Regions from separate parts of the Homo sapiens genome. Here region 1 is linked to region 2. Evidence: chromatin loops called from intact Hi-C (ENCODE). Cell type or tissue: endothelial cell of umbilical vein. All regions are shown on one strand. Links, peaks and the distances in the headings refer to the core of each region. The heading gives the core; the rest is flanking DNA. Region 1 holds the start of LOC105370238 (a long non-coding RNA gene). Region 2 has its middle 78 kb from the start of LINC00355.

Evidence for each region. Hi-C counts contacts between places; a loop is a spot of excess contacts. Peaks named below come from ENCODE experiments on the same cell type or tissue, not always from the same donor. Only the 100,000 strongest peaks of a DNase experiment are listed, where the experiment ranks them.
Region 1: it touches region 2 in a loop (3-fold over the local background); 6 of 110 quality-filtered maps call a loop at or near these places.

The regions. Positions count from the first base shown.
Region 1 is chr13:64,449,003-64,465,806 of GRCh38, reverse strand. LOC105370238 (a long non-coding RNA gene) reads left to right here and starts at 15,444. Exons shown (of 3, transcript XR_942028.1): 1 at 15,444-15,550. In endothelial cell of umbilical vein, for the core only: no CTCF peak of the experiment used is centred there; a DNase peak (open chromatin) is centred at 7,676.
Region 2 is chr13:64,145,814-64,162,617 of GRCh38, reverse strand. No RefSeq gene overlaps it. Among named protein-coding and RNA genes, the nearest start is that of LINC00355, 78 kb to the right of the region's middle. In endothelial cell of umbilical vein, for the core only: a CTCF peak has its summit at 7,934; a DNase peak (open chromatin) is centred at 7,877; H3K27ac peaks cover 801 bases.

The DNA.
Region 1 (16,804 bases), core at 4,309-12,308, 300 kb before region 2:
TACAAAATTATTCCTTTGACCAGCATTTAAAAAGGATAAAAATGTATCAAGATAAAGTGAATATTAAGGAGATTATTTCATTATGTAATGAACAAGCTACACTATGCCAACCATTGTAAAGAATAGTGATGGACAAGCTAGATAAGGCCCCTCCTCACATGAAACTCATTTCATTTAATGATGATTTGCTTCTGAGAATGTTCACTGATATGGAGATAAATTTTAGGCCATCTCAAGATTAAAATGAGTGCTAAATGGATTGGTCTTTAAAATGTAAAAGCTTGCATAGGCCTCAGAAAAGATCTTAGGCACTTACAAGTTATTAATAGAATACATTTTTAATAAACAATTATCAAAAAAATGTATGTATGAATTTTAAATGTATGTATATTATATGTAGATATGTACATATGTGTGTATGTGTTTATATTTTTAAAAATGGCAAAAGTATATTTTTTGTTTTAGGAAGAAGACATACTTAATATTCTGAAAAAGAATTGAGGTTAACCCAACACAGCATTTAAAATTTCTAATTGTTAAAACACGTTTCAGACACCCCAAATTTTTTCAATTGTATCAGTCAAACGTATGAAACATACATTATTGAGTGTAATTATGAGGTGTAAAATGTATATTCTCTAATAATCAGCCTCATGATTTTTTAGAACCAAATGTAACAAAGAAGATAAATAAAACTTGCTCTTTGACCTCTCTAAGGATCAGAGAAGTGCTATGTAGGAATGATATCAGTATGCAAGTAGAACAGGCTTCATTAGTTTGCCATCTGTCATTGTAGATAGATGCTAAAATGTTGCCATTGTGAGGTTCATTGAGTGGTAAAATTATAATTAAAAATCATACATAGATTTAAAGTCAAAACCCCCAGAAACAAACCAGCTGCCAAATGTTGACAGAGATTCTGTGTCCCTTTCAAAAGATTAGATGAAGGAAATATTTACATGAGGGTGTATATGTGTACATACATACATATGTATGTGTGACGAAGAAATTATATACACACACAATCACAACTCTATGTTTCCTTATAAATCAAGATCAGCATGGCTGGTCTTTGGGATTAATTAAAAACAGATAAGAGAACAATATCTAATATTTTTCACAAGGCCTAGGAAATTAAACATATATTAAAGAAAACAAATGATTGTAGACAATTTTCTTATGATAGCTGCATTTAGTGCTCAACAGACATTTTAAAAAATAAAAGACGTGGGGCAATATAATACATCAAATCATACCAATAGGAGCTAATTTTTCAAAAGTGTAATTAACCAAGAATTTATTTAGAACAATTTAGAATATTTTAGAATAATTTAGAATGGTTATTTCACTAACAATGTGTGCATATGAGTGTGTATTTTATAGGGTTTAAAAGGAATTATTAAAAATATAATAGAAACTGTGAAGAGCTTGGATACTGGGATCTTGGATAAACCAAAAATTTGCTTTTTTATTCTGCATCTCTTCAAACAGGATTTGGCTTCCAGTGGGTTGTATATATAAAGCCCATTTAATTATTACACTTATTTTTCATAAGTATAAAAAGGCTTGGTATAGCCAGTAGGAAAAAGTTATATGTCTATACACTAACAATGAATAATGCATAAATGTATTTAAGAAAGTATTTTTATTTACAATAACGTGAAAAATAATAAAACATACATAAATTTAACAAAATGAGCACAATAATTATACACTGAAAAATACAAAACATAACTGAAAACAATTTAAAGACCTAAATAAATTGAAAGACACTTCATATTCCTAGATCAGAAGATTGTTAAGAAATCAATACTTCCCACATTGATATAAAGATTCAATAAAATATCTGTAAAAATCCCAGCTAGAATTTTCTCAGAAAATGAAAAGCTGATCCCAAAATTTATATGGAAATGCAAAGGGCTTAAGATTATCAAATCAGGCCTGGCGCTGTGGCTCACGCCTGTAATCCCAGCACTTTGGGAGGTCGAGGCTGGTGGATCACGAGGTCAGGAGATCGAGACCATCCTGGCTAACATGGTGAAACCCCGTCTCTACTAAAATACAAAAAATTAGCCAGGCGTGGTGGTGGGAGGTGCCTGTAGTCCCAGCCACTCGGGAAGCTGAGGCAGGAGAATGGCGTGAACCCGGGAGGCGGAGCTTGCAGTGAGCCGATATCGTGCCACTGCACTCCAGCCTGAGCGACAGAGCAAGACTCTGTCTCACAAAAAAAAAAAAAAAAAAAAAAATTATCAAATCAATCCTAAAAAGGAAGGACAAAGTTGGAAAGGTCACAGTTCCTGATATCAAAACCAACTACAAATCTATAGAAATACAGACTATGATAAGGATGAACATGTACATAAATGGAATAGAAGTGGGAATCCAGTAATCATCCTTCTCATTTATGGTCAATTGAGTTTGATGAGAGTGCCAAGACCATTCAATAGAATAATCACCTTTACAACAATTGATACCGGGAAAATGGGACATCTACATGTAAAAGAATTGAAAGGAGAGTTCCCTGACCTCCCTTGCAGGATATGTGACAGGGGTGGAGCTCATCTGCTCAGCCTCCGCCACTGCTCAAACTCCTCACAGGAAGGGGAGCAGACAGATGGACAGGGGCGGGAGTGGGGACGAGTAGTTCTGGGCTCTGGCCCCACGTTGACGTCTAGGGGTGTGTGCCTGTGACTCTTCAAGCCCCAGCAGGCTTGCTACAGTGCTCTTTTAGCTCTGCCATCCACAAGCAGCTTAAGTGTTAACCAGCTCAGTGCCCTCTTGGTACCCGGGTTCTTGTCTGGTGTCCAGGAAGAATCAGGTCACATACGGACTTGAAGGATGGTGAATGTGGGATTTTATTGGGTGATGGAAGTGGCTCTCAATGGGATGGATGGGGAAATGGAAAGAGGATGCAGCGGGAAGATGATCTTCACCTGGAGTTCAGTTGTCCCATGGCTGATCTCCTCTCTGACCCTCCCTAGCCGAACTCCTCTCAATATTCAGAGGTTCCTTTTCTTCTCACCTTCTCTGCTACACCACCCTTCTGCTCCTCTGCCCTTCTGTTAGTCTGCTCCTCAACTCGTCTCTGCTCATGGCGCCTGGGGTTTGGGGTTTATATGTGTATAGGATGGAGGGTGGGGGGCGCAAAAGGCTACATCTGGGGGCAAAAATAGGAATGCCTATTTTCATTTAGGGCCGCAGGTTTCCAGGCTTGGTGATGGGGCCTTTTCCAGGTAACTGCCCTCTTCCATCCAGTATTTCCCTGTTTTTGTCCATATCAGAATGCAACTGGAAACTTTGTAATATATATATTTGTATAAATTTATACATGAAATTCATAGCAGTATTATTCACAATGGCCAAAAAGTGAAAACAACTCAAAAGTATATAAACTAATGAATGAATAAACAAAATGTTGTATTTCTATATAATGAAATATTATTCACCAGTAAAAATAAATTAGGTATTGATACATGCTACAAAGTGTAAGAACCTTGAAAACACCTCAAAGAGGGAAAGCAATCAGTAACAAAAGAGCAAGTATTGAATGATTTCATTTATATGAAATGTCTAGAAATCTACAGAAACAGTAGGTACATTAGTGGTTGTCAAGATTTGAAAAAGAGGGGTTAGGATGGGAAGTGACAGCTAATGGGTATAAGGTTTCTTTTTCAGATAATAAAAATATTTTAAAATTTATTGTGGGGAAGATTTTGCAACTTTATGAATATATGAAAAACCACTGACTTTATAATCAATGTAATGTTTAAAAACATTGTATTGTATAGTTTAAGTAATATGCTATGGGAATTGCAAGTAATTGTATGATATGCAAATTTTATCTCAACAAACCAATTTTAAAAACCTATTTGAGAACTTTTTACCTTAAGAACTTATTTAAATTGTTTTGTTAAGATTTTGTTTTCTGAATTAAAGTTCAATGCAATTATAAAGTTAAAAATATTTTACAGCTCAAATTTGTTTAAAAATCAAAGATTTGATTTAAAAATTTTAACCTTATAATTAAATTATTTGAATATATATTTTGTCATTAAGTGTTGAATATATAGTCATTGGTTTGTTACAATACATTGAAAATGACAACTGTTTATTTTTTATTTACATACATTTAGTTGAATAGATGTCATATGTAATTGTGATTCTAAAATAATGATTATATACTAAAACATTTGTGTTTTAATGAGTGTATGAAAGAGATAAACAAGCAATTTATTATCTCAAATTTGTTAATCATGAGAAAATTTTGTAAATACACTAAGTTTATGTAATACTAAAAATGCCAATTAAAGTCCGCTTGTCATTGATTAGATCAAGCTAATTTTAGAATATAAAAACATGAAAGTGTTATAAAATTTAATTAATATTTTAAAATTTGTCTCCAATTTAATATTATTTATTCATTAATTTATGAATTTGCACCTTTCTTACACATATCTATTCTTTAAAGCTTTGAAGTCAGCAAGACATTTTTGAAATAATTTTTTTAAGAAAGCTGAGGTAACAAATGCTTTGCAAAAGAAAAGAAAATAGATTATGGGATGATAAATCTTTAGTATAGTATAGGATGGGCCACCAGGTCCATCCATGTTGCTGCAAAAGACGTGATCTCATTCTGTATAGGGCTGCATAGTATTCCATGGTGTATATATACTACATTTTCTTTATTCAGTCTACTATTGATTGACATTCAGGCTGTTTTCATTATCCTAAGCAAACTAAAGGAGGAACAGAAAACTACATACCACACGCTCTCACTTAAAAGTGGAAACTAAACATTGAGTACACATGGACACAAAGAAGTGAATAACAGACACTGGTGCCTACTTGAGGGCGGAGGGTGGGAGGAGGGTGAGGGCCGAAAAACTACCTATTGGGTACCATGCTTATTACCTGGGTGGTGAAATAATTTGTACATCAAACACCCACAGCACTCAATTTGCCTATATAGCCAACCTGCATGTGTACCCCTGAACCTAAAATAAAGTTAAAAAATAAAAAGAATAGGATGGGAAAGTAGAATAAAATAGAATAGAATGTGAGGCATCTCATTTGAATTGTTTGTAAACCTCTTTAAAAGTTTAAAAATTTTTAAGGCTATAACTGGTTTTTCAATCAGAACATCTGAATCCAGACCCTATATTCTTAATCCCGTTACCTTGGCAAGCTCTTCTTTTGATATACGAGAAGGAATACCAACTCAACTCTTCTTACATAGAAAGAAGGCATTCTTACATTTTCTAAGTTTATAGATGGAAATATCCTAAAATTATACCCTCTTTAAATTCTCTTTTATCAGCAGTCGTCAAAGTCTCACCAGCCTCCTTCATCATGTACCTCCATCATGAAAAAAGCCCACTGGGAACACTGTATATAGATTTATAGAGGTTCATAAATATTCTAAAGGAAGTAATTCAATGCTACAGCTTCCCCATTATTGTTCAGGTCAGATTCCCTTTGTCAATAGAACATTCTATGGTCTGGGTGATCACTGAAGAGTAATTTCTCGTAATGAAAGAGTGATGGGAGATAGAGAGTCCACCAAAGAAGGAAATGTGTCTCAAATATTCCTTAGACTCAGAAAATTAATTAAAATCAACAACAAAAAGCCCCAAGACTTATCCACATTCTCTCAATGCAGACAATCCTCTTCCTCCAATCATCTTCCCAGTGCCCAATCATTCTAATTTCCTTTCCAAGTCAGAAACTTTACTGAGACAATGTACCTAATCTTACATTGCTTTAATAGTATTTTAGAGGAGATTGTGCAAACACTTTACAGAACCATGAAGGCCAGAACAGTTCTTTAACCTGATATTTATTAGTTGACTAATTCTGTAAATATTTACTGAGGATTCATTAGTAGATAAGGCTAAGCATAGTGAATCTGGAACATGCTAGGTACAGGTACACCGCCTAAGTGAATCAAACATAGATTCCTTTTCTTTTCTTTTCTGTCTTTCGAGATGGAGTTTCGCTCTTGTTGCCCAGGCTGGAGCACAATGGCATGATCTCAGCTCACTACAATGTCCACCTCCCGGTTTCAAGTGATTCTCCTGCCTCAGCATTCCGAGTAGCTGGGATTACAGGCATGCATCACCACACCCGGCTAATTTTATATTTTTAGTAGAGACAGGGTTTCTCCATGTTGATCTGGCTGGTCTCAAACTCCCCACCTCAGGTGATCTGCCCGCCTCGGCCTCCCAAAATGCTGGGATTACCGGCGTGAGCCAACGCACCCAGCCAAAACATAGAGTCTTATAAAAGAGGCCAAAGAATCAAATAAACACAAAAACAAATACGGTACTACACATATGCAACGATCAGGAGTTATAATAACCTATAATTGTGGGGTCACTCATTCAAAAAGTTGAAGTAAAACTAATTTCCTTGAGGAAATGATACTTGAATTAACATCAGAACTGTGAGTAAGAGTTAAGTGAATGGAGGAAGAAAGAACATTCCCAGGAGGGAGAACAGCATGTAGAAACACCTTTTGACTGGAGGGAATGGGCATCAAAAATATGATGGCGGCCAGTGTGGAATGAGACAAGGGAGAGGGAATGTTGTAAAGCTGAACGGGGTATAGTGACCCATTATTAAAGGGCTTAAGGAAAAATTGGAGGTTAAATTGTCTATTTTTTCATGGCATAAATCTGGAAAACACACATACCATTTTTGAGAAAACTTTGTATAGTTGATGATCAGAGTTTGTATGAAATAGCTTATGGAAAGACTAAGGTGTGAGCAGGAGAACATCCTCCAAGAACTCCAACATTTGAGAGACTTATAAAGTAGCATGATATTTTACAGAAAATGAAGAAGAATCTATTAGTCATGCAGAAGTAAAATAAATCAATACTGTGTCATACACGTCAAGAAAAGACCATGCTTCAAAAAGCAGGGAGAGGTAAGCAGTATTTAATGCTGCTACAAACCTTAAAAGTAGGACTGAATTCCTTCCCATGGATGTAGGGCCATGGAGGTCATCTGTCACTACAGCAAGATTGAGCCTGTATTTGGACTCAACAGGGCTGAAGAGTGAGTAGGAGAAAGAAATATAAATACTTCCAATATTTAAGAAAAAAACTCTATTGATAGTACACGTCTAGGTTTGGAAATAAAGTATATTCTTCTACAACGTATGGTTCTTTAATGTACGTTAACTCACTGTTGACACAAAATGAAATATTAGATGTTTCATTTATAATTTATATTCATTCATATGTAATTTTTATAGCTCTTTAGTATTTTGCAGTGTTCAGGGGTAGCTTTTTCCCACAATTAAAACAAAAACCTTACAAATACATACAGGCCTTTAAAAAAAGATGAAAATCCTGCAAAATTGTGGGTTTTTTTTAAATGTAATTTGGTGACTTACAAGATCAGTTTCAGTTTCTGCTATATTAAATTATCTGCTGTATCTAAGAGTGATTTGTTTTCCTGTACATGTATCTAGAGTTAAGTTTAAAAATAGATTTTTAATTTTATTGGAACTGTTTTTTATAAGAAACAAATGCATGCTTAAAGAAATAAGCAAGAGCTCTGGGATTCAAGATTGCAACAGTCCACTGATTAGAATGCTATGTACAAATACCAGTGGAGATTTTAACTGTGCTATTATTGGCATTGATATTATTTTGGTTACTAAGTCTAAATGTATTGAATTGTTCAACACTAATCCCATTTTTCCTATCTGCTGTATTATTTTTGGCATGTGATTTCACATAATATATTCCAGGAATGCATATATGATCATGTAACAATAACTGTATACAGATGATCTGACAGCATAATAGCTAAAAATTATTTAGTATTTATTATGTACCCATCATTGTTCTAAGCAGTTTACATGTAACAGCTTATTTACCCTTCGTGGCAATCATCTTAGGTACTGTCACTACTACCTTTTTATAGGTGAGGAAACTGAGGCACAAACATGTAATGTGTTTCTTTAACGTTTACATATTTTTGGAGATCTTTAAAGCCCAAGACTCATTGTAAGTTCCATGTGTGTGTTTTTGTTCAACTGGCTTCTCTGCATGTAATATCCACTGCCCTCCACTGCCTAATATCCACTTATCTTTTGAAGTTCAGCATGAATAACTGGAAGCCTTCTAAGGCAATTCCATTCCTGCACCCCAAGACTGGTTAAGATGTCACTAAATATCAATTTAAACACAACAAAACAGCATTCTCTATGTTTAGCAGAACATAGGAAGGTACATATAAGTAAAAATATAATTTTGGATAATAAAAACCATCATGAGACTATCACATTGCTTTATTATTTTTAAAAATATTGCCTAAAACTGTGATATTTATCTGAAATTTTTAGCCCTTTGATAACCCTAAGATAGCATTGACAGAAACTGCATTTCCTTTTTCAAGGGTGAAACTAGCTAAATGAGATCTGAGAAAACAATCAATGTTACAACACTGAAAAAACTAATAGAGGGCTGGAACAGTAAGCAATATGGTGTATTTCTAAACTAAATACAATTTGGGAAATTGAAATAGTGAAATTAAAACCTACTGAGGCATAAAAAAGGAATTTCCACAGTCTATCAGTCACAAAAACATTCTAATATTATACATTTCCATTATGCCGTGATCAAAGTAAAGACAAATCAACCAAAGTTTGCAAGAAAGGATAAAGATTTTTCTTTGTCCTAAAGAAATAATGTAAACCTCCAATTAAAAGGTAAATTAAAGGGTAAATAATATGTCTAAAATAAATTTGAATTATAAAGCTATTTCTTTTATTCTCAGAAATTATTTATACCCTTAAAACCTCTGAAATAAATTTAGAAAGAAGTTACTTCTATCACATTTTTAAGGAGAGATGCAGGGTTGAAAATGTTTTGTGCAATGAAAATAGTATCAGTCTTGCAATTTTAGAAACTTGGTTTTTGTTTTTATTCCATGCCTTAATCACTCCCTGACTTTAGGTAGAACACTTGAAAGCTTTTGATCTAAATTATCCCCTATTGTTAACAGAGAAGGATACGTGCCCTGAAATTTTCCTACAGTGAGGATTAAGCGAGTGTCACTTTGCAGGTGAAAAAGCACTCCACTGAGGTCAGGCATTGCTGTTAGAAACCTTCAATTTCTCCCAGGTCTCTTTTGCCCATCATGCACACATCATTTTACAACTTCAGACTCAGGGATTTGCGTTCTGATTATATTTTTATTGTGAAAGCAATCTCTTATCTCAAATCAACCTTTTTTCCTCTGGTAATTTGCTAGGTAAGAAAAAAATTAAATTTAAATTTAAAAATTGGTGAGTTTTTCTTGTATAATGCAAGAAAGACAGATTCAAATGAATTGTAGCAATTCACCAACATTATTATTCACAATTAGGAAATAAAGACTGTTAAAAAGCACTATAAATAAATGTTTAAAACTGTCTAATTTGACAAACATTTCTATGGATTTAAATTAAAAAAATTATTCCTTGGATTAAAAGCCTCCTGGTGGATTTTAACTTGTAGAAATGTAGATTCGACTTGTAAAAACAATTTTTTCTTTGTTGATCAACCCTAGTTAGCTTTTGTTATTTTAATATACTTTTGCCTGTTTGTGATGAAACAGTTTGTGTATTTTTATAAAAGAATAATCATATTTATAGCATCAACATTTTTCCCTGAAAACATTTGTTTACATTCAAACTAAAAGGGAGTTTCTTTCTGAATTTATGTTTGGGAAGTTCTTGAAGGTATTTGCATCATAGAGCTTTGAATTGAAATTTAAACCTGAGGTCAGAAGCGATGTTGACATATATTAAAAATTAAAATACTCAAAGCACACAGCATGGCACAACTACAGTAATGAAGAACACCATGAAACCAAAATGTTATATTAATGACAGTTAACCTTAGTGATGTTAACTTTTATTCTGTGCATTTTAATGTTTGCTTCCATTTTCCCTATACTTTGACACTGACTAAAATCCACATATTAATGCATTATAATTTATGTCTTGGACCTCCTAGAGAAGGAGAGAATGTTATCTTCAGAATACATTTTTTTTCCAGTGGCAATTAAACATTAACTAATTAATTCAATGTCAATTAAACATTAACTAATTAAAATTGCCCTATTGAGATATCATAACTCTTATGAAAAATCTTTACTTTGAAATGCATAACTTTTGTAAAAGTTAGAAGTGGATGTACTTTTTGAGAGTTCTAAATCATGTTCCCTAATTTACCAGAATTATTGCAGTTTTAATTACATGAAACCCCAAACTATGGGTATCCAGACTAATAAAGTATAAGAAAAATTATGGAAATGAGATAAATATATGACACCTTGTACTCCACATACTGTACTCAGTGACAGAATGGCACAACATATGGAAATCTAAGTATAAAGCAGTGTGAGTATAAATTTGAAATTAAATAAACAAGTAGTTCTGGGCAAGGAACTGAACTTGAGAAATCTGACTACAGATGTCATTATAGAAACAAATGCAGCCCAGAGCTGTAGAAATTCAAAGCAGGCAGCTCCAATCCGATGACTATGTGAATATATGTATGTATGTATGTATGTAATATACATTTGTTTTCAAACAAGCATAGCAAAACCTGTCCATAAGAATTTTTGTTGCAGGTCACATTGGCTGACCTGAATCTCTGCGTTATTAATGAAATTTCAGCAATTTTTGTTAAGTAGAAGTTGTATAGATTGAATGTGTTCTGTTTTTCTCTTCTTCCCCCACCCTCATTACTCCCTAACTGCTCTGCCTATGTTAGCAGCCCATACTGTTTTTAGGCAAATGTGAGAAAAATCTGTAAGTAGTTCACAATCTCACCCCCATACCAACCCTGCTCAAAAAGTAAATTTCTATTGGAATCAGGAGATAATGAAAGGACACACGGAGAACTTGGCTTAGCAGGTGACCATTTATGGAGAGATTAAACTTTTATTGGAAGAAAGCAGTTTTAAAGTTTATGATTGTATTTTTAGCAGAAAGAAGAAAATCAAAATAAATTTAGAAAACCTATATTTAAAAACTCAGTAAATACTAATTCTTCAGAATAAGTGAAGCAAATTTACATGTAAAAGCTGAGTAAGACATGATACTAGAATAATAAGATATGAGGCTTGAGCAGTAAATTGAGTTTCTATTTTAAAGAACTTTGAACGTTATAAAGAAACATTCACATCTAATTTGGTACACAAGTCTGAGCCACTGAATTTACTGAATTTACTTTGTCCAGCAGATTAATCAGGCAACATTACCTAGTTTGGATTGAAGAAGAAAGGGGTACAAGTAGAATAGTCACTGAAGATATTATTAATATAGGAGAAGAATACATTGGAAATTTTTATTTTTGTTAAGACACATTCAACAATAGCAGAACTGACAGTTCTCAACAGAAGACATGGAAGAACAGTGTAAAAAGACCCTGAATATCTTTTCAAAAAAACGGGGTATGATTCAGGTCTCATCTATAGAGAAAAGCTAAGGTCTCTAAAATGGACACCTGAGCAATTCTGCATTAAGTCAAGTAGCTCAGAGCAACAACAACATCAGAACTGAGTATCTGAGCATCATGGGTACTGCGATTAATGTCATTAGTTCTATTAGGTTCTGGGCTTTTGCTTTTGTTTCACTGCTGAAACGGGGCTTGACACCTGCCGCCTGTCTCTTTTGATGCCTATTGTCTCTAAGCCCTTGTCCTGGTTTGGATCTTTGAGTACTCTCTGCTCTGAGGCTGCCTGCTGGAATGCACTGCCTGCTGGAACCCATCTGGACTGCCAGATACATCCTGCCACTGCACTGTCTGAGCACTGCATGCTGTACAACTGGCTGGGCTTTCTTATATTTCTTGTAACTAATTAGTCTCAGTGTACAGAGGCGTTAAATATTCACTTCCTGCATATTTCCAGGCTGCCTTTTCATCCAACCTACCATGTTCTACATTGCTGTTTTCAAAGCTCCTTGGAAATCCCTGAGATGTAAGAAGTAAAGGGAAATAGGATAATAGAAGCAAAAGGGTAAAAATGACTCCAAGACTCCATTTTATTCACTGGATGAAATAAATAGAAAAAGGAAGTCAGAAGGAAGAACTGGTTTCAGAAAGTTTTATGAGAAGGGGATTTATTATTTTAAAAAAATTTAGTAAATGTTAAAATACTGTGACTTAGTTGTGTACAAATTTTCACAATGTTTTCACTAAATTGATTATTATTAAAAGGACATCTTTTCATTCCCACTTCTTTCCAATGCTATGATTTTAATAAAATGGCTATTTTCTGAACCAGATGCCCACAGAGCATTTTGTATTTGAGTATATTCTCACAATTTTTCTACCCACTACTATAATAATTACGTGAAACAAGTGAGACTCTGTGCCAATTTTATCAGCATTATATAATAAATTTTAAAATATTAAATAATTAAAAATAATTGATGCTTTTTTAAAACCCAAATCTTTCTGATATACTATTAATTTATAAATCAATCAACATTTCCTCTGTGTGTATATAAGTGATTATTTCAATGAATTACTTTTAAAAAAATCACAGTTAAAGATAGTTCAATTTACTGGGCTTTACTGAAATTCTATCCTTATAATGCAGCTATCTTAATCGATCCATTTTAAAACCTTTTCATACAACAGTAATTCAACTTTTAATGAATTAGATTTAAATGACTGGAGAAATAAGCAAATTCTATATAGATAGCATATATAACATTTTCTAAGAAGATGTTAAAATATCTTTCTATTATAATCATAGGTCTTCAAAGAATATAGGCTGTAATAAAGTCAATGAGTATTCACAGCTGACCACAATAAAATATCTTAAGTTCTGATACTTACCTCGGACAAATATTTATTAAACTTACCCAAAGCTTTAATAAATATAAAACAATGACTGGATTTATTTTATTGTATATATTTTCACTTCTATTCCAATTTTGTGTACTTACATTCCACGTTTAAGCAGCCTCAAATCTAGATAACTTTATTTTCTCCTAAAATGTAATGCCTGACGAAAGAGCAATTTTGGACACAATTTCCTTAGGCAGCATAAACTACACAAAAAATGATCATAATGGTTATATCATGCTCTCTATGAATTGTTATTTTTGCAAATTTCAGACAAGCTTTTTGAAAATATTCTTTTAAACATGTTACACCCACAATGGTTGAAATTTGACTTTATTTAAGTCCTCTATCTGAGCATAAGGTGCACCCAAACAGAAGAATCCTTCATGTCTCCTCTTAATGCAGATAATCGCTAATCAATGTTAATGGTAATTTCAAGAACAATCCAAAAAAAATACTATGAAATGTAAGTTATGTGTTCACATACACAGAGACATATTCTAGTACACATTTGCAATTGCTTCTTCAGAGTATGGAGCAATAATTAAAATGACAGAAGACTTGTGTCCTGTAATGATAATCTTATAATATTTTTAACTATTACTCAACCTCTCAGAAATTGCTTTTATTCTAATTAATAGAGTTACTTTCATTTATTCAGTATTTAGCATCTTCTGTGCAATAGATACAATTTACTTGCTTAGGTTTCAAAGATTGTTCTATGATAAGTACTCTAATAATTGAAAGAGCATTATGGTGTATTGTGAAAATGAACACTAACAACTATGATTTTTCACAGGGAGAGGAATACTCTATATGAAGTTCTGAGATAGTTTTCACAGATGAGGGAAACACTTGAATATAAAATATTTATTGGATAGACTATTACATGGAAAGAGCAATTTCTTATTTTTTTAAAATAATAATTACATTGGAGTCTTGAAGGACAAGAGAAATTTTGCCTGTCAGAGAGAATGGGAAAGTACTTATTGGTAGGAAAGTCCTTTGAGAACTAAAGCCCAGAGATATAAAGCTAATACTTCTGTTGAATTTCAATCACAATTAATACATTTTCACCTCTGCATGAAAATCAGTAGATCTTTCTTTCAAGATAGTTTCTCTAATAAAAATGTACCCAACTAAAAAAAGCTACCCCAAGGTATTAAAATAGTTTATCTAAGATAGTCTTCTATTCTGAGAAAGAACTCTTACGGAATTCTGTTACCCAAACACCTGTCAACTGATCAAATGAAGTTGAGATATCACCTAGACTGGGTTACTTGGTTCATGGTGGGTTTTAAGTAGAACTTCTCACTTTACTGATTAATCAACATCAAAAATTTAGAAACTCCATAAGAATTTCCATGGGGGTAAGTTAAACTAGAACAATACCAGAAATGAGAAAATAATTATTGCTTGACATAGAGATATGTAACTCTACTTGGAAAGTGTTGGTGTGTGTAAGTGTATGTGTGTGTTTGGGGCAGGGGGGTGGTTCTGTACTGGCTATATCAGAAACAAAAGCTAAAAATACCTTACATACTGTAATAAAAATAATATGATGATTTATTAAAGTGATGAACTTTTATGAAGCAAAATGTGAAATATCATGTGTCCTGACTTCAGGAATCAGTTTAGGCAAACCTCCATTTTGTTTTGATCTTTATAATTTATTGCTAAGATCCCAATGTATCTACCATGTCTTTCAACTGATTTTGACAAAAAGCAATACAATGCCCTCACTTGTATGATCCAGTAATTAGTATACTGACAAAATTTGGTAATTCTACAGATCTACTCATTGTTTAGGTTATACAGTGCTTCTATAGAATTTAATTTTATACTCAATCTTGAATACAGTCTCTTTGGAAAAACAAAGTCAATAAATAAAATTCACAAATTGCTGAACTACAGTAACAAGACAAAGGTGCATGCAAATGTATGTGTGCCTGTGTATGTGTATGTAACAAAAAAACTGCTCTCATAAATTTAATGTCTTTACATTAACAAACTTTCTTCTTTGTATTTTTATTCCCATTTTGTAAGTTTATTTATTCATTTATTTACTTATGTTTTGAGCATCATCTCTTCTGAACATCATCAGGTTTTCATGTGATGTCTAGAAATACTAACATTCTGAGGCTGAATTCAAGGCCAATAATAGACAACAAGACAGATGAAAAAAATACCTGGATTAAATCAGTGTGGTAATGAAACAATCAACTCTGTATCTTGTGACACTTCAGAACTTCCTCTTATAAAGTTAATGGGTTTTGTTATTGTTTAAGCCATGTTAAATTCAGATTTCTGTTATTTGTACTCAAAGTATCTTCATTAATACATTGGATTTGGCTCTAAACATACTTGCATTGGGGTCTTGGGTCCTCCGCTTACTAACTGTATGACTTGACTTGCAAATAATGCAATTTCTTTAAGGCTTACTTTGTACAAAGAATTATTTTGGCAACTAAATGACACAATATGTATGAGCATGTATTGACATTGCAAAGTTGTACATTTGAGGACTAATGATAATAAACTGCAATGAATAACATGAGTCACTATATTTTATCTTATAGGCATTTGCATTTGTCAACAATCTGCCTCTATTCAGTATTTTCAATTTTGTCTTTTAATATTTATTGAAAAATAATCGTAATTCATGAATAAATCCAAGCTAGTCACTGCCTGTAAGTAAACCATGATTCGATTTATTTGAAGTATGTTCTTTTCTTTGCATGGAATAATCTCAAATCATGCTATATCTATTTAAGTCATAATTGACTCAATTACAATACTATTAAGATACCCCCAGCCTTCATGTGACACCCACAATGATTTCTCTCTCAACTGAACAAATCTTAGGAAAAACACATTTGGTCCTAATTACTTATTTTCCTGTAACATTGTATGTATATTGTTAAATTATTGTATACAATAACTTAAGTCATTTTAATAAATTGTCATCTGTTAATCTGTTGCTTTTTGTATCGATACTCTACAATTTTAAACTATCGAATGTCTTAATGTCATTTGAATATTTACATTACATGTGCACTTTACATTTATGTCCACTTATTCGAATCTAAATCATTTTTGGAAGCTTTTTCAATATTATTACCTTAAAATATCTATCAATAATTCAAATTTTTACACTCTTCTATACGATAATCTACTTTATGGATTTTTGGTTTAGTTTCTATCCTCACCTAATTGTTGCATTTTGAAATGCTGTTATTTCCAACCATATTTTGAGTTCTATGAATAGAATTATTACGCGTTATATATTTTGCATTTTCTACACTATACTCTGCAATTGGTACAAAGATTATTTTCCTTAAAAATGCCCATGAAATGATAAAATTGAGAAATTCAAAACTTTCTAAAATATTTAGATTGCTACACTGAGATTGGAAGTGAATACACACCTCCAGTAAATATATAAACTGATAAAAATGGCATGTTAGACTATGAATATTTTTATTAGTAAAACAAATACTATAATATATACCTTTTTAAAGTTTAAAACAATAAAATGTATTATTATAAATTTACATTTATTTATTTTTATTTATTTTTAATTTTATTGAAATTTTAAATTCAGGGGTACATGTACAGGTTTGTTATGTAGGTAAACTTGTGTTAATTTTAGCCTCCCCTTCATTGTTGCAATGTAAATTTTATTTATTATTCATATTATACCAGCTAAGAAACACATTTTTCCTTTGATCATGATTCTTCAGACAAGTTCAAGAAATGTCTTTTGAATTTTATGATTCTGAGTTGATGACTTTTACAATCTGGGCACCGCCAAGGTTCCAAACAGAATAATATAGATGCTATGTGCAACTCAGTGAGAAAAGTATTTCTCAGCTCCTCTCGTAAAGTATAGGTATTTAAATATTTCATGTCAAACAAAAGAAGACATGTATTTTATCGGAGTT
Region 2 (16,804 bases), core at 3,593-11,592:
ATAGATCATTAAGGCAGAGAACTAACAAAGATATTCAGGATCTGAACTTGACACTTGACCAAATGGTCCTAATAAACATCTATAGAACTCCCCACCCCAAAACAATGGAATATACATTCTTCTTGTCACCATATGGCACATACTCTAAAGTCAACCACACAATTGGACATAAAACAATCCTCAGCCTATTTAAAAAAATAACGAAATCATACCAACCATACTAAGACCATGGTGCAATAGAAATAGAAATCAATACTAACAAAATAGCTTAAAATCATACGATCACATGGAAATTAAATGATCTGCTCCCGAATGACTTTTGAGTAAATAGGAAATTAAGGCAGAAATCAAGAAATTCTTTGAAACTAATGAGAACAAAGATACAAGATATCAGAATCTCTGGGACACAGCTAAAGCAGTGTTAACAGGGAAGTTTATAGTGCTTTTTCTCTGCCCTGCCTTTCCTTTCTTTCCTTCCCTTTCTCCAATTTTTTTCTTTTTCTGAAAGAGCAATTACTTTTGAAAAGGAATATAATCACTGATGTTTTGGTAAATGATTAGTAACCAGCTGGAGGTCAGTAGGAAAGAAGCCTTGATTTGCACTATTTGCTGATTACCATGATGTAAATATTTTGTCATGCCCAGTTTCAAGCTACCAACCTTATATAAAGGCTAGCAAAATTCCTGAAAGTTCACTACCAATTCCGTACCAAGAGGCAGTTCAATCTTGCTTCAGCATACTACTGCTCACTTTAGACAGCCTAGAAGAGAAGCATTTAAGACCCTAGACTGGCTTTCAAAATTGGAAGGACTATCTATTTATGTAGAAGGTGAAGGGTATTTGTTATCTGATGCTAGAGGTCTGAACTTATACCAGTAACATACAGTTGTAGTTCTACAGGGGGAGAAAAACAGGTGTGTGTGTATGTGTGTGTGTATCTGTGTCTGTGTGTGTATCTGTGTGTGTGTGTATTTGTGTTTAACTGGAATGATTCAACAATGAAAGGATTCATGTAGTTAATATGTCAATTTCTTCTCCGGTAATAGTGTGTTTGCTGATTGGGAGGCGCTATATGAACTCTAATGTTACTAATAATTTTTAAATATCATGAAATAGGAATTACTGTTTGAAATAAGGAACTCACCAAGATTAGTGGTCAAATTTTAATGTTAATGAAGAATTTCAGGTTTTCTTTACAATGTTTTGTAGCTATTTCACTTTTCAGAGTAGCCAATACATTATAATTTTCCTGTTGTTAATAAAGAGAAAGTTTTCGCTCAGTCCCCAGAATATCTCACAAAGCAACAATGGAGACACTCTAAAACTTGATAATCAAGGGCTTTGTGCTACTTCTGGTAATAGATAATATTATTGTATATTTATTATGCTAATTAGTACTTTATACTTTTCAAAATATTTTAACAATGAAGTTGCACATGTATACATGTTCACCTTCTGGCACTAAATGTATTAGTTACATTACAAACTTGCTTCTAAAAATTATTCCTATGTTCTCTCTTTGTTTTAGTTTGAACATGTTTATGTATGAGATTAATCAACAAGTAAGAAAGTTTTTTTGTCTGAAGGTTTGCACAGGTTATGGCATTATTGAATGTGTTATGGTGGAAGGTGTTACTTCAGTATTTATTTTCATAAACACACTGGCTTGGAAGAAGGGTAGGAAGAAAGAAAGGAAGAAAGGACTAAATTTTAAATGCACAAATATCCTAGATAATTAGCAGTCCACTTTCCTAAGAACACAGGCATGAAAGCAGATTTGATGAGGATAAATGAATCCTTTCTCTTTTTCTAAATTTAGTTGCTAACTACATTAGTGATGCCATCAATAGTATGATTAACAGCAGAGCTTTCATCTTATGCAAGGAGCTGATGTTTCTGTCTGACTTTTCTCTTTGATTGTGCTGCCTTATTTGGTGTTACAAATCAATGCATGTGCAGACATAGAGCAGGTCAGACCTTAATGCTTTACCTGGGGATCAAGAAATATAGAATAAAATTCAAGAGGTCAGCAGGCATGCCCTGATTAACAGAGTAGATTTTTCTGCTTCCCATACTGGTTGGTATATGTTAGTGAATTAAAATGTAGCACAAACACTCACTGCTATTGTATAAATCACTCATGTATTTATTCTAAGGACCAAAGTTTCAGAGTGCTCCAACTGACTGTCTCATTAAGATGTATTTATACTAGTTAAAAAAAGAGACTTGACCCAATTAGTCATTTATATTAACTGTTTATTCATTTAATTATAAAAGGAAGGCACATGTATCATTGAAGATTAACAAATTTACAAAGAAAATATTAAATTAATTCAAAGTCTAACACTTTGTTATTCAAAATATTTATTACTTTCTAAATCCATATTATAGAAGTGCATTTTACACAAAATTAAATACACTCAATTTAAATGTACAATTTCCAGTTTCACAAGTTTTGACAAATGTGTATGTCTAGTTAATCACCATCCCAAACAAGATATACATTTATATTCTACAAAAATGCCAGTTGGTGCACATCCTTGCCAATACATGATATCCACATTTCACCAATGTCAAAAAATGTTCAGTATTTGTTGTGCTATTTGTTCATATAGTAAATATATCGGTACATTTATAGATCTTTTTGAGATCTGCTCAATGTTTTTGCCCTTCTTCATTGGGCTGGTGGCTTTTTTCAAACTTAAATAATGAGACTCAGAAAATATGATTAATTATCCAGTCTATTCAAGTACAAAGCTTGAGGTTGGTCACTGGGGGAAATCATGGACACTAAATGAATGGGGGCAGCATTTTGCAAAGTGGAAAAGTTAAAGTTTCAATTATGTAGGCAAAAACAGAAGTTCTAGCAGGATTACAACATTTTCTGTACAAGACCAAGTGCACACACCACAGCAATTTGATTGGTTACAGATTACTATATTTCAAGGAAGTTTAAAAGACAAAACAAACAAACAAACAAAAAAAAACAAGTTGCAGCTACATGCAGCATGACTCAGGTTATATACCTGCATTCCTCTCAAGACTCAGGATAAAGTTCTAACAGCTTTAAGTTTGAATTATTTAATTTTGTATTTTCTTATGAGTGACTTTAATGACATTTTTATGTGTGCCTAATGTAAATTGTTAAATATGTATATGTCATATATATTCTAAAGAATTGATAGTTCAAATTTGATAAAACATGGATAATGTTAAGCTTTTTCAATCTTGTATGAATTATGTGAATTGTTACGTTTATAGGTCTTTGTAAAAAATGTTTTCAAGCCTTGGGAATTTTCTGATTATGTATAAGCAACCGAGAATCCTAACCCCAACTGAAAGTGATCTTTATGCTGATCTGCTTCTCTTTACAAATTCTGCTTTACAAATTTCAGACTTCTTATCCTACCCAAATTCAATTATCTCTACATTTCAGTAAGTTCTTTGTTGTGTTTCAGTTCCCTTGTCTGCACTAAGATCAGGAAACTGCCGCCAGACAGAGTTTGGGTTGGCTGTGTCACCCACAGTGCTAATTTTCCTTCTCTCATTGGCCATTGTTATATGTTTTCCTGTGACTCATGATTCAAAAATCATTGTTTCAAATATTTCATGCAGTTTCTACTTGTTTTTGGAGAACGGACAGATTTGTTAGTCAGTTATTTCATTATAATTGAAAATCCAACTTGCAGTACCAAATATATTTACTATTCGTTTTGTGGTGTGCTTGTTAGATTTATTATGTGTTTTTAACATACACATATTTTTATATTAGCTCACTAAATACAACAATCCTTATTATGCCCGCTTTCTAGATGAGAAAATTGAAGCGTGATAAAGTCAGGTTATATGCCAATGATGGAGCCAGCATTTGAAACTAGAAACTCTTCCTTCAGAGGCAGAATTATTCATAGGTTCATTTTGGTACTTAAATAAACTAATGGCTCTCAAAACACTTAGTACATGACAGAGCATATAGTAAGTGTTTCGTATTTTTTTTATAACTTGATTGACACTGGAATGGATTGAACAGTGGCCCCCACAGAAGATAGGTTTGAGTCCTAATCACCAGAACCTGGGAAATAAGACCTTGTTTGGACACACACACACACACACACACACACTCACACACACACAGGAAACCTACTTCATTTTGAAAACTACATCTTTTCAGATGTAATTAAGACAAGAATCTTCAGATGAAATCATTCTGAAATTAGGGTGGGCCCTACAAGCAATGAAGATGTCCCTATAAGATCGAATCAGAGGCAGATTTGGACAAGAAGAAATACAACGGAGGAAGCTATGTGAAGTTGGAGACTAAGACTGAAGTTATGCAACTACAAACCAAGGCATGCCAAAAAGTTCAAGCAGTCACCAGGAACTGGGGTAGAGGAGTGGGACATGTTCTTTTTCAAGGACTCCAGAAGAAACAGACCATGCCAAAAACTTGGTTTTAGACTGGAATACAGAACTGTGAAATAATTCATTTCTGTTGTTTAAAGCCATGTGGTTTGTTGTAATTTTTGTGGCAGCCAATGGGAACTAAAATAGGCATTATTTTTGTTTATGGTATTGTATCTACCTTTTGCCATTGAGAGTGAACATATTAATGGTTTCATAATATTTCAACTTCTATGCTGTATAATAATATGAAGCCTTAGATTAAAATTTTTATATTAAAGCTAATATTCCAGTAAATTTCTTTCTACATAAGTACTATACGGGTTTCTATTCCTTTACGAAGCATTTGTAACTATTATTTATGCCTAAAGAATCCAGGAAAGTAAAAGACAAAGTACTTTACCAATGAGATATTTGCAGTTGTATATCAATTAAAATAATTTGTCATCTTAGTTGCATCTTCATTTTTAATTTTGTGTCATGGAGTAATATGGAGTAATGAAGTATAAAATTAAAATACCACAGGTTTTTTTTTAGTTTATTTAAAAAACCATTTAGTTATAATGTTTAAACATTTAGTTCTAACACGTAAACATTTTAGACCCTTTATTTTGTATTTCTATTTAAAAGAAAAATAGTTTCTAAAATATTATTCTTAAATATACTATGGCCATCATGAAAAACATCAAAATGTAGGGACTCTTAACTGCTCATAAGTTTTCCAGATAATAAGAAGAGTTGGAAAACTTCCCTGGTCTTACCAGAGGTTTAGAACCCAGCTGAAAGAAACTCAGAGAACTGCTAAAAGATACATTGCAAAACTAATTTCACCAAGCATATTGTCATCAGACTATCCAAAGTCAACAGGAAGGAAGAAGACTTGATTTAAATTACATTTTACATTTTATTGATTATAGGTATAATAAGTTTAAAATATGATTATTTTCTTGATTGAAGACATATAAATGCATTTACAATCAATCAAAAAATAAGTTTATGTATATTTTCTGATTTTGTCTTCATGTATGAGTAAAATAAGAATCATGATCCTGAGGAATAAAACTATTTTCCAAACAATTAAATGTTTCTCTTATTATCATTGGCTTGACAGAATTATTTTCACTCCCCAATCCCTACTCATAACTGATGATGTCCAAAACATTAACAACAACCTTATTTGTATGCTCTTTGATATTATTGAATGCCATATGAAATTTGTCTATAAAAATAATAGTTATTCAATGAGATAAAGTGTTAGGGGTGTCTGTGGAGAAGATGATGAATTTTCCAGTCTAGTTAGGGAACCACAACATGTCTGAGGGCTCAAATGAATGACATGATCCATCTGATTGGGTGACCCATAGCATTTTTGTTTATTTGGTTTCCATGGTAGCTCATATTTTTAATTTTCACATAGTCTTTTACATTCTGACATTTCACAAAATTTGTCTTTAACCCTTAGTACTTTCCTCTCATTCATTTCAATGTATTCACATCCTTTTTTACATATGGCTCCAAATTTCACTTTGTAATAAAAATATCTCCCATGTGATTGTCCCACAGTCTCTAAGATTTAATATTTCTACTAGAATATAATGCCAATCTCTCAAATTCAGTGTATTTACAACTAAGATACCATTAGGGTTTATTTGTGGATTTTTATACTTTTATTACTGGCTCCGTGGTGAGAAACCTTTAGGATCTATATGACAACATCCTCTGCTTCACCACTCCCATCCGGCCTGCCTCCACCTAAGGGTCACATTTCCTTCAACAAATTTCCACCACTTTTCCTTTCCTTATTATGTTTCCTACAGATTTCTGACTTACCAAGTAATACTATATTTGTATCTTAATTATTTCTGACTTACCAAGTAATACTATATTTGTATCTTAATTACCTATCATGTGTTTCAATTTTTTGCCCTAATAAACTCTGGTCATATTTCCTCACTATTTTTTAACACAATTTTATAGCACTAATTCACCATGTTACTTTTTGTCTTTTTTAAAGTCTTTATGCCTACTTTTTTGTATGTATTAAAACTGGTATTATAGAACATTGGCTTGGAGAATGGAAATGATTTAGTATTTGTAGTGTTTATATACCAGAAAATATTTAAAATAATTAGGGTAAAACATAATTTACATACAAATTCTTCTTAACACCCAACACAGTACTCTCTCCTTCCAAATTATATAGAATGAAAATAATCATAACTTTTTAATAATGTAAAACTATGTAATTACAGATGTATAAAAATGTCTTTGGGAAAGGTAAAACTTTAAAAATAATTTTAGTATTTAGTTCCTGAATGTAAATTAGAATTTGAGCTGTGTATTGTTTAATATATATGTGTGGGTATATCTGTGTCTGTGTATATATATGTAAACTAAAACACAGAAGAGAAACGTGTCTTGAATATTGCACTTAAGAATTAAATATTTTGGAAGGTGAAATCTACTTTTAACAAGCATTTAAGAAATAGCTAAGTGTTTCTAGTTTAGATAGATATGTTGTATTGCAATCCACATAGAAAATAACAATAATTAAAATTTCATGATGGGATTAACACATTTTTAAAGTGGGTATATATAATAATATGTGAAATATTTTTAAGAGGCAATAAAAATTCAAATGGTAATATTTGATGGAACAAACAAGTCTAGTAAACTCTTTTCAATCTCATTTTTTTTTCATATAAGTAGACAATAAAGTGGGTACAAGTTAGCTTTTGACCTGGTTAAAAAAAAAACTAATAAATAAAATTGTTACTCAAATACTAAATATGTAAAGTATATAAATACTTCCACCAATACCCTATGAACACACATAAGAAATAATGAAAATAAAACTCATTTTTCACCAACTAATTGTTCTGCATATCTTTAAACCTAATAGTAAGACTCTGGATGACCACATAATTGTGCATAATTTAAATACAATAAATAGCTTGTATTCCATAGATTTAGTTACTAGAGTTATTTCCTCCACAAATTATCAATGTGATCTTTGTAATATATCCTAGCTGTAATTTTATACATGTAAAATAAGAAAGTGGGGCCCTATATATTTGAGAATTGTTTCTAACTCTAAAGTTTTGATTCAATAATACATATATGTATATTTTCATATTTGGAATTTTGTATTGAAATAGTCATTTAGGTGGCTCTACAACATATAATATGATACATTTGTTACAATGTCCTGTGAACTTCCCCTACATTAATCATTAAAAGTAAATTGTCTTTTATGAAAAAGAAGTAAAATATGTAAACATGCAAATCAACCAAATTAATACATGGATACTTGTTGTTTCTAGTTGAATTGAACTTTAAGTATAGCATATCCCAAAGTATAATTTTTGCCTTGGAGATTTTATTCACTCTTATTGAGCAGTAACAATGATATAGTTTTTAATAAGGGATTTGATTGTGGTAGAAGTATAGCAAAGCAGTTAGTTCTGCTAATTAGATAAATGTTGTGGAAAGTGAATCTCCTACCACCCTGTGGTAGTTTAGAATCATTGCATATTAGTATACTTCACTTAACTGCCTCTGCATAATTGATGCTTTCCCAATGATTTTGCATATCAAATGGTATTTGTGATATATGAAGAAAGCACACAACCAAACCAAAGTCCTGCTCACACTTGTTAGGGAAAAATTTTAAAAAGAACCCTTTTGCACGCACAGACAAATTTTTTGGTTCAGCACCAGCAATAACACTTTCTCACTTGACATTAATAATTTAATAAGTAGGCCACAGATGCTTTAAATTATACTTTATCATTTTAGAGATCTCTCAAAGAGATTATCACACTAAACCCAATTCATTTCCACACTGAATTATTTAAGAGAGAATAATCTCTTTTGGAATTTTCTTAAGTTCTACTTATACTCTATTATTGTTTCATTTCTGAATCAGGATAAATTTCATTTTTTCTCCAAAAGAAAGATATGAAAAGTATTTTTTAAGATCATATAGGATTATTGAATTATTTAGAAAAACTTGTGTGGAATTTTTATGCTTATGTTCTTATATGACTTTTGCCCAAATTAATTGACAGAGTGACAATAAGCTATGATATATTTAATTTATATTTATAAATTATTATTGATCATTTATTATAATCAAGCTATTGTACTTACTGTTGTAAAAATAATCAGAAGAAATAAAATGTTTATTCAATTTGAGTGATCTCAAATTCAGATGATATCAGGATCTGCACAGGTAAAACAGAGTATACAGGAAGGGTAAAAAGAAGGAGGGACTGAAGACTCAAGTTGGTCGAAGCATTCTTCTTTTGGCTAAAAAAATTATAATATTTATAATATTTATATTTGGCTGTACATATGAGACCTGAAGGCTGACTACATTTTTAAATGTTTTCTGTATTTTTATCTTCCTTGCCCACATCCTTTTACCTTTCTCCCCACTCTTCTCTTACCTTCCCAACCACAGCTCTGAAGTAAAACATGACATTACATCCCAAGAAAAATTGCATACATAGGATTGTCTTTCTCTTAAAACATGCTTAACACCTGAGAGTACAACAACAAAAACAAATTAGAATACACAGTAAACATTTTATGGTATATTTGAATGCACAAAATGGGCAGGTTCCATCTGCATCGGCCAAGATATTTCTAGAGGTGGCACAAGTATTTATTTAAACATATTCCTGTATTTATTGTAAGAAAATGGCCAAAATTAGAAGAGTTTCTTGGCAGTTGGGGCATACACATGCCTAATGTTGAAGTTGTAATTATTTCTATACCATCTACCAGCTCTTTCTTAATAGAAATAGCATACCATCATAATCTGAAAATTACATCTCCTCTGACATTTTCTCATCCCTTTTATGTATTTTAATAATGAGCTTAATAGAATTAAAATCACATATGCGATTTCACAACTACTTTGTCTTTATTATTAACATCACAAAGATGCTTTGAAATTCATTTTTTTTCTCCCTTTTCAAAAAAAAAAAAAGAAAACCTTAGGCCAATATTCTTGATAAACATAGGTGCAAAAATCCTCTGCAAAATACTAGCAAACTGAATCTGGCAACACATTAAAGGATCTTCCACCATGATTCAGTGGGATTTACTCTTGGGATGTAAAGATGGTTCACCATACACAAATCAATATATGAGATACATCACATTAACAGAAAGAAGAAAACCACATGATAATCTCATTAGATGCAGAAAAAGCATTTGACAAATTTAACCTCCTTTCAAAAAAAATGTCACTCATTAAATTAGGTGTATAAAGATGTTACCTCAACACAATAAAGATTAGAAGCCTACAGCTAATATTATATTCAATGGTGAAAAGTGAAACCCGCTTTTATACTGTTGGTGTGAATGTAAATTAGTTCAACCATTGTGAAAGACAGTATGGTGATTCCTTAAGGATCTAGAACCAGAAATACCATTTGACCCAGCAATCCCATTACTGGGTATATACCCAAAGGAACATAAATCATTCTACTATAAAGATACGTGCACACGTATGTTTATCGCAGCACTATTTGTAATAACAAAGACATGGAACCAACCCGAATGCCCATCAATGATAGACTAGATAAAGAAAATGTGGTACATATATACCATGGAATAGTATGCAGCCATAAAAAGAAATGAGATCATGTTCTTTGCAGGGACATGGATGAAGCTGGAAGCCATCATCCTCAGCAAACTCACACAGGAACAGAAAACCGAACATTGCATGTTCTCACTCACAAGTGGGAGTTGACCAATGAGAATATATGGACACAGGGAGGAGAATAACACATGCCAGGATCCGTTGGGGGGTAGGGGGCTAGGGGAGGGAACTTAGAAGATGGGTCGACAGGTGCAGCAAACCACCATGGCACACATATACCTATGTAACAAACCTATATGTTCTGCACTTTATCTCAGAACTTAAAGAAAACAAACAAAAAAGAATAATTGAGAGAACATTCACATAAAAATATCAAAAAAAGAAAAAAGAAAAGTGAAACTAGTTTGGAACAAGATAAGGATGACAATTCTGGTTTCTGTTTAACATATTGTTAGAAGTTCTTGCCAGAGTAATTAGGCAAGATAAATAAATAAAAGACATCCAAATATAAAAGGAAGCAGTGAAATTATCAGTTTGCTAAAGATATTATCTTACATATAAAACCTTACAGACTTCACTAAAAAACTTTTAGATATAATAAAAAGATAGTAAAGTTGCCTAACAAAAAGTAACACACAAAAATGAGTAGCAATAAACTATCTGAAGAAAAAATTCAAGAGAACAAGATCATTTACATTAGCTACAAATAAACACATACATACAAACTTAGGTGTACATTTAACCAAAGAGGTGAAGTAACTATATGCTGAAAACTATAAAGCATTGATTATAGAAATTGAAGGAGACACAAATAAATGGAAAGCTCTCCTGTCATTATAGATTGGCAGAATTAATATTGTTAATATGTACATACTACCCCAATCTACAGATTCTATGCAATTCCTAACAAAATTTCAATGTAATTTTTTGTATGGGACCACAAATAAATCCCAAATAAGCAAGACAATGAAGAACAAAAAACAAATGAACAAAGCTGGAGGTATCATACTTTCTAATTTGAAACTATACTACAAAGCAATAGTAATTAAAACAGCACAGTACTGTTAAAAAAAATGGACACATTGACCAATGACAAAGAATAGAAAGCCCAGAAATGATTCCACACATGTATAGTCAATTGAATTTTGCCAAAAATTTCAAGGATTCACAATTGGAAAAGCATAGTCTTCAATAAATGGTGTTGGGAAAACTACATATCCATACGCAGAAGAATAAAATTGAGCCCTTATCTCATACTGTGTACAAAAATCAACTAAAAATGGATTAAAGACTTAACCAGATAATATAAAATTACTAGAAGAAAACATAGGGAAAAACTATACAACATTGATATGGGCAATAATGCTTTGAATTTGACCCCAAAAATACAGACAACAAAAGCATATAAAAGCAAATGGATTTGTTCCAAACTAAAAAGCTTCTGCACAATAAAGAATGCAATTAACAATGTGTACAGGCAACTTTATAACTGGGAGAAAATATCTGCAATCCATACATCTCATAAGGGATTAATATTCAAAATATATAAGGAGCTTAAACAACTCAATAGCAAAAATAAATAAATAAAAATGCACAGGAAATCTAAATAGATATTTCTTAAAAGGAGACATACAAATGGCCAACACATGTATGAAAAAATACTCAACATCACTAATCATTAAGGAAATACATATTAAAACCACAGGGAGGTATCATTCCACACCTGTCAGAATGGCTGTAATCAAAAGATGAAAGTTTACAACAGTTGGCGAGGATGTGAAGAAAAGAGAATCCTTGCATGTTGTTGGTATGGATGTAAATTTGTACAACCATTATAGAAAACTGTATAAAGATTACTCAAAAACTAAAAATAGAATTCCTATATCATCCAGAAATCTCACTTCTAGGTATTACCAAAAAGATTTGAAATCAGTTTGTAGAAGTGATGTCTGCACTCTTGTGTTTACTGCAGTATTATACACAATTGCCAAGATATGGAATCAATCTAAATGTTTATCCACTGATGAATAGATATAGAAAATGTGGTTGATATATACAACATAATACTATTCAGCTTTTAAAAGAGATGGGAATTCTGTCATTTGCGACGCATTGATTCAACTGGAGAACAGTGTGCTAAGTGAAATAAACCAGGCACAGAAAGACAAAAACCACATGTTCTCACTTATATGTGGAACCTAAAATAATCAAACTAACAGCAAGACAGAGTAAAATGTTGGTTACAGAGGCTGAAGTGTGGAGGAAATGGAGAGAGAATGGTTGAAGGGTACAAAAATCTCATTTAGACAGGAAACACTTATTTTTTTAGGTCTATTGAATAGCATAGTGAATATAGTTAATAATAGAATATTGTACATTTCAAATTGCTAAGATAGTAAGTTTCAGATTATCTCACTACAAAAAAAGTTAAGTATTTTGAGATGATGGATATGTTAAGTAGCTTAATTTAATTATTCCACTTTGCTTGCATAAATCATAACATCACTTTGTACCTCATAAATTTATAGTTATAAGCTGTCAATTGATATTGAAAGTTTTTTCAAAAAAATAGAGTTCAATTTAATTAAACATTATATTTTCTGTACCATTTTATTACGACTGAAAAAATAAAATTAGGAAAACACGCTAATCTTACTGGGTTAGAGTTGCTATGATCAGCTCCACTTGTAGATTAGTCAGTCATGAACATTTATGGACTTCAAGCACTTTCATGAAACACCATGATAAATGTATTGAAAATGTTTCAGGAGACATTATAATTTACTGAAGGAAACCAGAATCATTTATCTAGTTCTGTGACCTTGGGAAAGTTAACTGAGCTCTTAATGGCTCAATTTCTTCCTTTGTGATAAATGATAATAACTCACTGGGCTGCTAAGTATGCTGTAACAAAGCAACAAAACACTGACATTGCTATATAAAAGATATACTGATTTTTTTTTTCCTTCTGTTTTTGAGATGGAGTTTCACACTGTCTCCCGGGCTGGAATGCAATGGCTTGATCTCGGCTCACTGCAATCTCCACCTCCCGGGTTCACACAATTCTCCTGCCTCAGCCTCCCAAGTAGCTGGGATTACTGGTGCACTCCACCACACCTGGCTGACTTTTTGTATTTTTAGTAGAGATGCGGCTTCACTATGTTGGCCAGGCTGGTCTTGAACTCCTGACCTCAAGATTCGCCCGCCCCCACCAAAGTGCTGAGATTACAGGCATGAGCCACCATGCCCGGCCTGAATTTTTTTTTTCAATTTACGTGAAACCAATAAATTAACAGATCGAGATACATGAACTGTAGTTGTTTTCAGAGAGAAGTGAGTATGAATAGAGCACAGAGGATTATTAGAGTAGTGAAACTACTCTGTATCATAATATAATGGTGGACACAGGTCATTATGCATTTGTCTAAGCACCCAAAATGTACAATACGAAGAGTGAACTTGAATGTAAACTTCAGACTTTGTGTGATAATAATGTGTCAGTGAAATTTACCAATTGTGACAAACACGTCACACTGGTGGGGGATGTTGATAATGGGGCTAGACATGTGTCAGGGGAGAGTATATGGGAAATCTCCATACATTCCATTAAGTTTTGCTGTAAACCTAAAACTGCTCTAAAAATAAAGACTATTAAAATGTATATATTTAGTTAGCACTGTTTTAGGAAATATGAAAATATGAGCTAATACAAAGTGTTGACTAATTTTACATATGGCATATACCGCTTGAGTTTGATGATTACAGCAATATCGTTCAGTTATGTTCTACCTCACTTTCTTACACACTGACTCATTTTCTATCAATAAAATTCATGAGAGTATTATTGTCAAACCCAACAATAGTTCAGTTTATAAACTAGATATATTCTATAAGATAAAATAACATATAGTAATATCAGTTAGTTGTAATAATGATTAGATCAATGGCTGTCAACTATTTGTGGTAAAACACATTTCCAAAACAACTATCATGTGAAACATCAAAACATAAAATCAGAATAGGTAGCAGTTGGTATTAAAGACATGAGCACTGCAGGGTAGACCTGCCATTTTCCCATCTTTTGTGTCACCAAAAACCTGTCCAAATATGAGGACTGAACTGACTACAACTTTAGATACTACTAGAGTTAACTGTATCTATCAATTCTATTCTGTTTTATAGGGCATGTTCCTTGTTTTTCATATATATTTTTAATATTAATTTTTAAAAGACACAGCTTAGCAAGGGAAGTAATATCAAATAAGTGAATCTTCTAAATGTTATACAATTATTAGCCCATCCCTACTCATATCTGAGACAATCATCTAACTCAGCAGAGAAACAATAACATTGAAAACCTGGACATACCATTTCAGCAAAGTTTTTATGGTGCTTGTTGGTTGTACTGTATAGACATAAACACTTAGGAATGAATTGGTAAACATTATTATTAATTTATTTCTCCATGAGGAATGTGAGTAGTTATATTAACACATATAACAGTGACTGGGTCATATTAACATAGTTAGTACTCATGTAATGTTTGTTTAATGTTAGATAAATGAATAACGATAAAAATTAACAATTATTAATAAATAACTCAAAGATAAGAGGATAGTAGAGCATTACCTCAGCTGGGATTAAAAAACATTAACCCCTTCTTCTTTCGGTTACAACATATAAAAGAAATATACGTGTTGACTAGGATTCTACGCACCGTACTGTCCAAACTCATGCTTGTGAGAATTAGAAAAACTGAGAAAAAAGCCCAAGAACTGTGTAAAATTGTCAATTAGTATTCAATTTAGTATAGAAATTAATGTATAAAAATCAGTGGCTGAACAAATTCCTGTGCCCCACATTGACTTGTGAGCAGTTTTCCTCAATAATAAGTAGCTGCAGAGGATCCCAAACAGCGAGGTGTTGAAATGCAACTGTCTTACTAGCATCGAGGGGACACTGATTACAGCATCACTTTGCCAGTTTGGTGAATTGGAAACTCAAACTACCCAAATGATTGTTGTATGAAGCTAAAAGGATAATGAGCACAGAAGATGGATTAAAGTATTTGAATACATCCTAAAGCATAACTTCAGATAATTTGAAACACTAAGAGAAAGATAAAAACAATTGTTGGTGTTAATAATAGCTTGTGCTCAGAGATAATATCCTTTTAGCCGACTGAGGTAAAAAGTAAGAAAATAATTTCTTCAGAGTAATTTTGTTATTTTTTCATTGTATGAGAAGACACACATTTTTGCAATTTCTTTTAAATTGGACTCTTCTCTACACAAATGCACATAATTTCTCCCAATGAAAGTGATGCTATTAAACAGGGATTGGAATAAGGAGGAGTGGTGTTCAATGTTAATTGAGTATCTACCAAGAGAATAGACTGTGCAGTTTTCTTCTCTGCATTCGTTAGCTTATTTAATCCTTACAATAGCAAACTCTGAAGGACATAGATTTGTATCATACACATTTTCCAGAAGAGGAAACAGGTTTATAAAGATTAGGTAACTTGATCAAAGATACAGAGCTAGCCAGTGGTAAGATTCTGGACCCTACTTCAAAGACAAAGCTTTACATTTACAACATAATAAATGAATTTTCCTAATTGTATCTGTCTATGTAATTTTGTTTTAAATGTAAGTATATACGTGTTACACTACATGTAATACTGTATAATAAATCTACACTTGCATACTCACATATATACACACACAAATATGTATGAGTATATATGGACATGCATATGAATATGCATCTGCATATGCATAAGAACATCTATAAACATATAATCTATATATAGTTTATGCATAAAAGTACTTTAGCGATATATATGAATACATAAATGTCCAGAGTATAAATTTAAACACTGAGTTTATGCAATTTGCTAGTTATTTTCTGTGCAAAATAAAAATATCCTCCACTGACAAACCATTCATATTATTGATATTTATAATTGTGTATATTTTTGTTCTATAACTGAATACTACAGTGAGTCACTAAAATTATTTAGGACATTTCTAAGATTATTTTTATTATACACTGTCTAGACAATTGATGCAATACCTACTGTATTTTTCTAGGTAATGAAAACAGGGAGGGTCATCACTGTAAGACATAAAATCCAAACACAAAGCAAGAAATGTATGTAGAAATCAAGAAGATTCTGTAAAAGCTAAGGAGATTAAAGTGGCTTTTCCACTGGGTTTACGCATATCAGAGCCTCTAAAAGAATTTTCCCTGTGTGATTTTCTGTCCATGTACTGAAAGACACAATGAACTTTTTCTTATTTAATGCTTGAAAAGCTACAGCTTCAGTTTCATGGAAGATGATTTATGATTTATTTCTTGTATTTTTTAATGCTAAATTCAACCAGCAACTGGAGAAGAAATAAAACCTCCCAATTAATATATCTCTTTGTCAGTAAATTTCCTATTCTTAAATAATTCCACATATCTATAAACATAATATGTACATAAACGTAATATGGAATAGCTGCAGCTATCATGGAGAATACCAAATACATTAAGTTTTATATATGCCTATAATAGGCCAAGATTTTGTAATGAGAAAAAAGGTAAACTATCATTGATTTTCTTTTACAGATTTCCGGCATCTGATTTTGTGCAAAACTCATATAAGCTTTTCTTTGACAGTGCAGATGTGATCAATTCCCCAAGATCTTACACAAGCATCTATCTAAGAAACCTGAGCAAGAAACAGAAGAGACTGAATAAAAATTATCTAATATTATTTTCAAGTTTCAACCAGAAAAAAT